Regions from separate parts of the Homo sapiens genome. Here region 1 is linked to region 2. Evidence: chromatin contacts called from ENCODE Hi-C or POLR2A ChIA-PET data. All regions are on one chromosome and are shown on one strand. Each heading gives the region's core, a stretch centred on a gene start or an enhancer-like site at or near the end of the contact. The rest is flanking DNA. Distances are from core to core; before and after follow the strand shown. Region 1 has its middle 190 kb from the start of LINC00604. Region 2 has its middle 93 kb from the start of LINC00604.

Region 1 (3,353 bases), core at 528-3,027, 96 kb before region 2:
ATTTGTGGCTAGGTAACATGATGGATACTAGAAACAGGCTCACATTGATAACATTAAAGTTATTCAAGACATGTAGTTTGGCTAAAATATTTTTAAAGATACTTCCCACTTTTGCATAAAGAAATTCTAACAAATAATAAATTCTATAACCTGTTCTTTAAGAATGTTGCTTGAAGCTTAATTCCTAAGTAATACTGTGTCTAGCCATTAAGTAGGAAGATTTCAAGTAGGTTAACACTAATGTCAGAGAACCTGGACCCTACCTTCTGAAAATTGTGTCCACCTCACAAAAACCTTTCATGGAAGGTGATGGTTTGACACCAAAAGGAGATCTAGGACTTCACTGAACTCACAGAAAAAGATTGCATTGACTATTTTGTTCTTCCTTGCTAATGAAGCTAGTCAGTCAACATGTATGGCAGAGTAGGGCATGGGACTTTTTGTACACAGGCTGTGAAAAGTAGCTAATATATGTGCACTCCAAACCTTTTCAGCATTTAATGTCATCCACCAAATAGGAGCTTAGAGTTGTGTGTGATCAGAATGGTTTGGGTCAATGTGTCATCCACCCCAAAGAATTTTTTTTTCAACTCTCTGTTCACTATAGCTCCTTATTTTAAACATCTTCAGCAGATTGAGACAGGACAAACAGCTTGTCATCATCAATTTGAAATTCCCTGAAAACTCAGGTTGTCATGAACAACCAAAGGAAGAAGGGTTGAGAGGCTAAAGAGAAAGTACATTGGGTCAGCTGGGGCTGTTCTCTGCCTGGCTGATGTGATGATCTTTCCCAAAGGGCAAGTGGGGACGGGAGACCAGTGTTCCTACTTATCTCCAGGGAGGGCTACGCTATGTCATAAAAGTCTGAAATGAGAGATTTTTATGTCCCTTTGGATTAGCTGCAAGGGTCAATGGAACAGTAAAGCCTGCATCATTTCCCTGCCCCTTTCCCTAGGCAAGGCAATGTGTGTGGTCGTCTGGGCAGAGCAGAGATGGTAGAATAAGTTGTCCCAGCTGGAGATGCTCTGGGACAAATCAGTGACTATGTTTTTTGTTACCCCTTGTGGCAGACTGCTTTGTTAGAACTTTGAGATAATCATATTACTGATATAAACTGAGTAAATACAAAAGATTTTGTCCTAATTTGAGTCTGCTTTATGTTCAATTATTGGTGATGTCATCTGACAAGTCATTTCCCATTTGCCTTTTGGGCTTTTGTCTCAGAAAGAAGGATTAGTAACTCAGAGTGATGAGATGAGCAGCTGTTGCTTTAGGAGAATCCAGGTGAAAGATGATGGTAACAGGTCTTTGTGTGTCCTGATTTCACCTCTCATCCTCCATCAGCTGGGGTTTTCTTGGCAGCCACAGCTGGAGCCACTGGGTGGAAGTAGGAAGATAGTCAGAGCCAACACCATCAGGAAGCAGATACATCACCCTGAGAACGGGAAGTGCTAGTCATTTAATAGTCTGTGCCAGATGACCTGCAAGAGAGAGAGAGGCACTAAGTTTTCTAGACAAAGCGCATGTTGCCTGGGAAAGTGGAAATTAAGACACTTTAAGAACTTTATCTTTACAATTATCTATATTTTACAGTTTCCAGCTCAATTTATATGGGTAATACAAGTTTCCTTGAAGATAAAATCAGGGTTTGGAATATGCAGTTATCATTGACTGTTAGAACATGTTCAGGCAAGGCTTGGGTATGTAAGTTCTTGGAACTACCACATTCCCTTTACTTGCCAGTTTTGTCATGAGTGGTTCTATTGATTGCATCTGTGGCTTTTTCTGGGTTTGCACTAGATTTGAAGACAGATAGGTGCAGCTTGGTAAAAATTATTTCTCTAATGGCAGTGACATTTTCATTTTATCTGTTGTGGAATCACAGTTCTTATTTTTCAGTTGTAAGATAGCATATGGGATTGTGATATATTTTCTGATGTCTCCTTCTACTTAACCCTGGTGCCCTGGGTAGGTGTTTTCTAGCAGGTTTTCACTGCATGTGTAACCATGTGTATGTGTGTGTGCATGTGTGTGTGAAATGCTCTTTCAGCATTTCAACTCCATAGGGCTTTTGCTGTGAAAAAAATGTCAAGATTTGAGGTTATTATAACCTGGCTGGGCCTAAAGGAAGAAAGTCATTTTCCAAGTGCTGACAACTACAGAAAAAGAAAGGAGCCAAATAACCAAGAGTGGAAGGGAACGGTTTGATTTTTACCTTCTAGCCCCTTGGTGTGGAATTAGAATATAATTGACCACTAACGTATTGAGATGGGCAAGGGGATACAAGGGTAAAGTGAATTTTTTCTCCAGATCATCAGCTAAGGTGTATTCTATACATTTCTGGGTCCTGAATGAGTCAAACATTCCATATGTATTTATTTTGTGTCAACAGATATTTATTAGGGCCTAGGGTTACTGTAGTAAAAGAATCAAGGGTTAGACCTCATGAAGTATGCTGGAGGGAGAGAAAAACAGGGAAACAGGTGAACATAAAATACAATTTCAGGTAGAGAGAGAGATATGAGAAAAAGTGATTAAGTAGAAACTTGCATTAAGTTCGAGAGGTAACCTAAGGAAGACCTGGGGCGGGAGGAGAGTGTGGAGGAAATGAAATAAGACAGTGTCTGGGGCTGGATAGTGGTGGGGGGCTTCAATCTCTGCTGACTGGGAAGCCTTGTGAATTTCCAACATGGAACTGAGGCTCTCTGATTTATGGCTTTAAAAGCTCACTCTAGTGCATCAACTCTTTTGTACTTTGCTGGCTATGTATCAGTGCTAGTAGAAAATCATTGTATTCTCAAAACAATTATTGAGAGGCCTCATGATACCTTTCATAAAGCTCTAGAAGTTTGTAACACTTTTTGATTGGGACCTGGAAAAGAAATAATTGGGGCATTCTTTGAAGTTGTATATTAATTCATTAGTTTATAACTCAAAGGGGGAAAATGTATAATTTAAAGAAAATGCCAGGAAAATAATCATTTTTAGTTGATTTGCTTACTATGTACTGCTTTCTGTGGTCAGGCCTTGCATTGGTGTCAGAAATTTGTTGGTTATTCAGCTGTCTATCAGTTATGCAAGGCAGTCTAACATGGTGAGTCAGAGGTGGGTCCCCAGAGGACAGCTGACTGCGTTTGAAATTCAGCTTTGCCAGTCCTAACAGCCACTTAGCTACTCTAGGCCCTTGAATAATTGCAAAGTATGGCATAATATGAGTGTCACCCTTATGGAGTTTTGTGAGGATAAAATGAGATATTATTATACATAGGAACTGCTTCTGACACCACTTAAGTACTCAGTGAAAGTTAGCTAGCTACTATTACCATTTTTGCTAAGGAAATTCCAACCATAGA
Region 2 (3,300 bases), core at 472-2,971:
GCAGAATTATCTGAAGCAGCAGAAAGGTGCCCTCTTTCTCATTCTGTTGCCCAAGTCTTAATCCCATCTGGATCTAAATCATATTTTAAAATTCAGCTGCAAGCAGTCTGAGAAATGTCATTTTGTTTTAGTTTCCTGTTTCTGCATTATAGAAAGGCATAAGGAAAAGGGCTGTAAGGTTGTTGAGGTAGTTGCTCTGCAATGTCTGCCTTAGACATATAGGTGGTAGAAAGATGAATGGAAATGCCAGAATTCTTCATCCTATGAATAATGATATCATAAGTGTCATCAACCTCACATTTTGAATACTGCTTTTTTGATGATGTGTCTTTTTTGCATTAGTGAGTTAAACTCCTATCTTGAAATTGTTTCCAGAGCTTGTGTTTTCTCCTTTGAATAGTATTGATTATAATAATATTGTGATGATGAATGATCTGTTGTGCTTGAATAGTGGAAACAGTATTAAATACAGTCATGTATTGCATTACAGCATTTTGGTCAACAATGAACTGCTTACACTAAAGTGGTTGAATAAGATTATAACAGAGCTGAATAATTGCTATCACCTAGTGACACTGTAGCCATCCAAATGTAGTAGGGCAAGGCACTACTCACATGTTTATAGTGATGCTGGTGTAAACAAACCTACTGTGCTGCCAGGAATATATAAGTGTAGCACATACAGTTATGCATAGTACATAATACTTGGTAATGATAATAAACAACTATGTTACTGGTTTATGTTTTATTATATTATACTTTTTATTGTAATTTTAGAGTGCATTTCTTCTACTTATTAAAATCAAAAAAGCTAACTGTAAAACAGCCTCAGGCAGCTCCTTCGGGAGGTATTCCAGAAGAAGGCATTGTTATCATAGGAGATGACAGCTCCATGCATGTTACTACCTGTGAAGACCTTCCAGTTGGACAAGATTTGGAAGTGGAAGACAGTGATATTAATGATCCTGATCCCCTGTAAGCCCAGACTAATGTGTGTGTTTGTGTCTTAGTTTTTAGCAAAAAAGTTTAAAAAGTAAAAAAAAATGCCTAATAATAGAAAAACCTTATAGAATAAGTATATAAAGGAAAAAAGTGTTCGTGTTTTAAGCTAAGTGTAGTTATGAGAGAGTTAAAAAGTTAAAAAATTACGAAGTCTATGAAGAAAAAATTACAGTAAGCTAAGGTTAATTTACTACTGAAGAAAACTAAAAAGAATAAATTTAGCATAGCCTAAGTGTGCACAGTTTAAACATTACTGACACTACTGTAGTGTACAGTATTGTCCTAAGCCTTCATTCATTACTCACTCACAAATTCACCCAAGCCAATACTAGTTCTGTAACCTCCATTCATGGTAAGTGCTCTATTCAGGTATATCATTTTTAATATTTTATAACCTATATTTACTGTACTTTTTCTGTATTGAGCTATGTGTAGATACACACAAATACCATTTTGTTACAACTACCTACAAAATTCAGTTCAATCGCATGCTGTACAGATTTGCAGCCTATGAGCAATACCCTAGGAGCATAGTAGGCTACACAATCTAGGTTTATGTAGGTACACTCTGCGATGTTCACATGACAAAATAGCCTAACAACACATTTCTCAGAATATGTCCCTGTGCTTAAATGACTCATGACTGTAATAGTGAATCCAGTAGGTTGTTAAGCTGAGTAAAACCATTTATATTAAAAACATTCACTCTCAGCTAGAGCATTGTCATAGTGAAGAAAATAGTCCTGTGTGGCAGTTCCTGCCAAGTGCCTCACCCCAGACTTCCTGCAATGCCTCAATCATTAACTCAGTTATTTTTTGAACATTTAACATGCACAATGACTATGCACAATGTTATAACATTTAGAATTTATATTTATGTATTGCTTTATCACTCTTTTACAATGTGCCTTTCCGTTTATTTTATCTCATGTAATATTCACAACCAGTTTATTTTTCAAAAGAAACTGAGACCTAAAGACTTTACTAAGAATACTCACCAAAATGAATATGCTCCATTGGTTATTTGATTTTGTCAAATGTATTCACTATGATCAATGCCATTCATATTCTAAAATTTAATAAATTTTGTCTTTACTTGTTATTTTTTGATATACATGGTATTTGAATTATGTGGAAATGAGAACATTCTGATAAAGATCTTGTTACTTTCCTATGAATCAGAGGGGAAATGCTGTATTTTATAAGTAACGGCTATTATCCTCCAATGTTGAACAGCTTCCTCTAAAATATTTCTATAAAAATGGTACCTTACATTTCATCTTGCTCAAAATGCATTGGATAATATATTTCTCCCATTCAACAATGAGTCTACTTTATAAGTCACACACAAAACAGTTCATTATTTAGTGTTACACTCATAAATTTAGTCATGACAAAGTTGCCAGTGCTATATAATTTTATTTGGCTTAGATTATAAAGATTTTATATGTCATTGAATCCATCTATATTCTTTTGTCTTTTTGCGTTTCTTTTACTCACATAATCTATCAAAAGGGACAAAATATGATTGAGTGTTTATGTAATTCATAATTTTATATTTTGAAAAATTCTAACTTTTTCTAACCAAATATTTAAAAATGAAATTTATCTGCATACCAATCATCATATCTCTGAAACATTCTAATGGATTTTTCACAAAATAATTTTTTAAACCTAAAAGTTGATATAGTTCTGATTAAACAGTTTGTTAGCTTTCTTTTCTTGGTGTAAATCACCAAAATAAAGAGTCAAGGACATATGTTTCTCTCTCTCTTCCCATCCATCCATCCATCCATCCATCCCTCCCTCCCTCCCTCCCTCTCATTTAATCCATCACCCAGTTTTTACTTTTGTGGTGATTTGTGGCATTCTAGATGTTATTGAGGAACCAATGGTTATAAAATAGAAGATAGAGTTAAAGCAAGATAAATATGGCCTGAGAAAGACTCCATACTTCTATATTTGAGTCCTTGTGGATGAACTGTAACCTATCTTAATAGTCAGACACAATTGAAAACCTAACTTAATAGTAGGCACCTGTAACAATGGCTGAGTGTTGGCCAATCCCAGTGGCTATACCACTCATAGACTGCTGAATGTTCAAACTGCATTCAAATAAGGCAAACACCAAGCTGTAACCAATCTCACTGTTTCTGTACCTAATTTCCGATTCCTGTTTGTCACTTTAACTTTTTTGTCTATAAATTTGTTCTGACCACAAGGACCACGAGGCACCCCTGGAGTCTCTGTGAATCTGCTGTGATTCTGGGGGCTGCCCGATTTGCAAATCTTTCATTG

The links. Hi-C counts contacts between places; a loop is a spot of excess contacts on that map. ChIA-PET counts read pairs that join two places held with the same protein, here RNA polymerase II (POLR2A). Pooled maps may share reads with other maps.
Region 1: a loop to region 2 is called in a pooled map, with 2.3 times the contacts of the local background. The contact joins two enhancer-like sites. A Hi-C loop is called at or near these places in 2 of 168 maps with a recorded cell type or tissue (endothelial cell of umbilical vein and natural killer cell), 1 of 37 single-sample maps with no recorded cell type and 10 of 50 pooled maps. POLR2A ChIA-PET finds 5 or more read pairs at or near these places in 6 of 52 experiments (OCI-LY7, activated CD4-positive, alpha-beta T cell, activated CD4-positive, alpha-beta memory T cell and 2 more).

The regions. Positions count from the first base shown.
Region 1 is chr5:40,428,060-40,431,412 of GRCh38, reverse strand. No RefSeq gene overlaps it. Among named protein-coding and RNA genes, the nearest start is that of LINC00604, 190 kb to the right of the region's middle. Within about 2 kb of position 1,777, at least 9 of the 41 ENCODE cell types and tissues checked have a DNase peak (open chromatin) inside an H3K27ac peak, as active enhancers do; they include endothelial cell of umbilical vein, where a contact is called at or near this core.
Region 2 is chr5:40,332,037-40,335,336 of GRCh38, reverse strand. No RefSeq gene overlaps it. Among named protein-coding and RNA genes, the nearest start is that of LINC00604, 93 kb to the right of the region's middle. Within about 2 kb of position 1,721, at least 3 of the 41 ENCODE cell types and tissues checked have a DNase peak (open chromatin) inside an H3K27ac peak, as active enhancers do; they include endothelial cell of umbilical vein, where a contact is called at or near this core.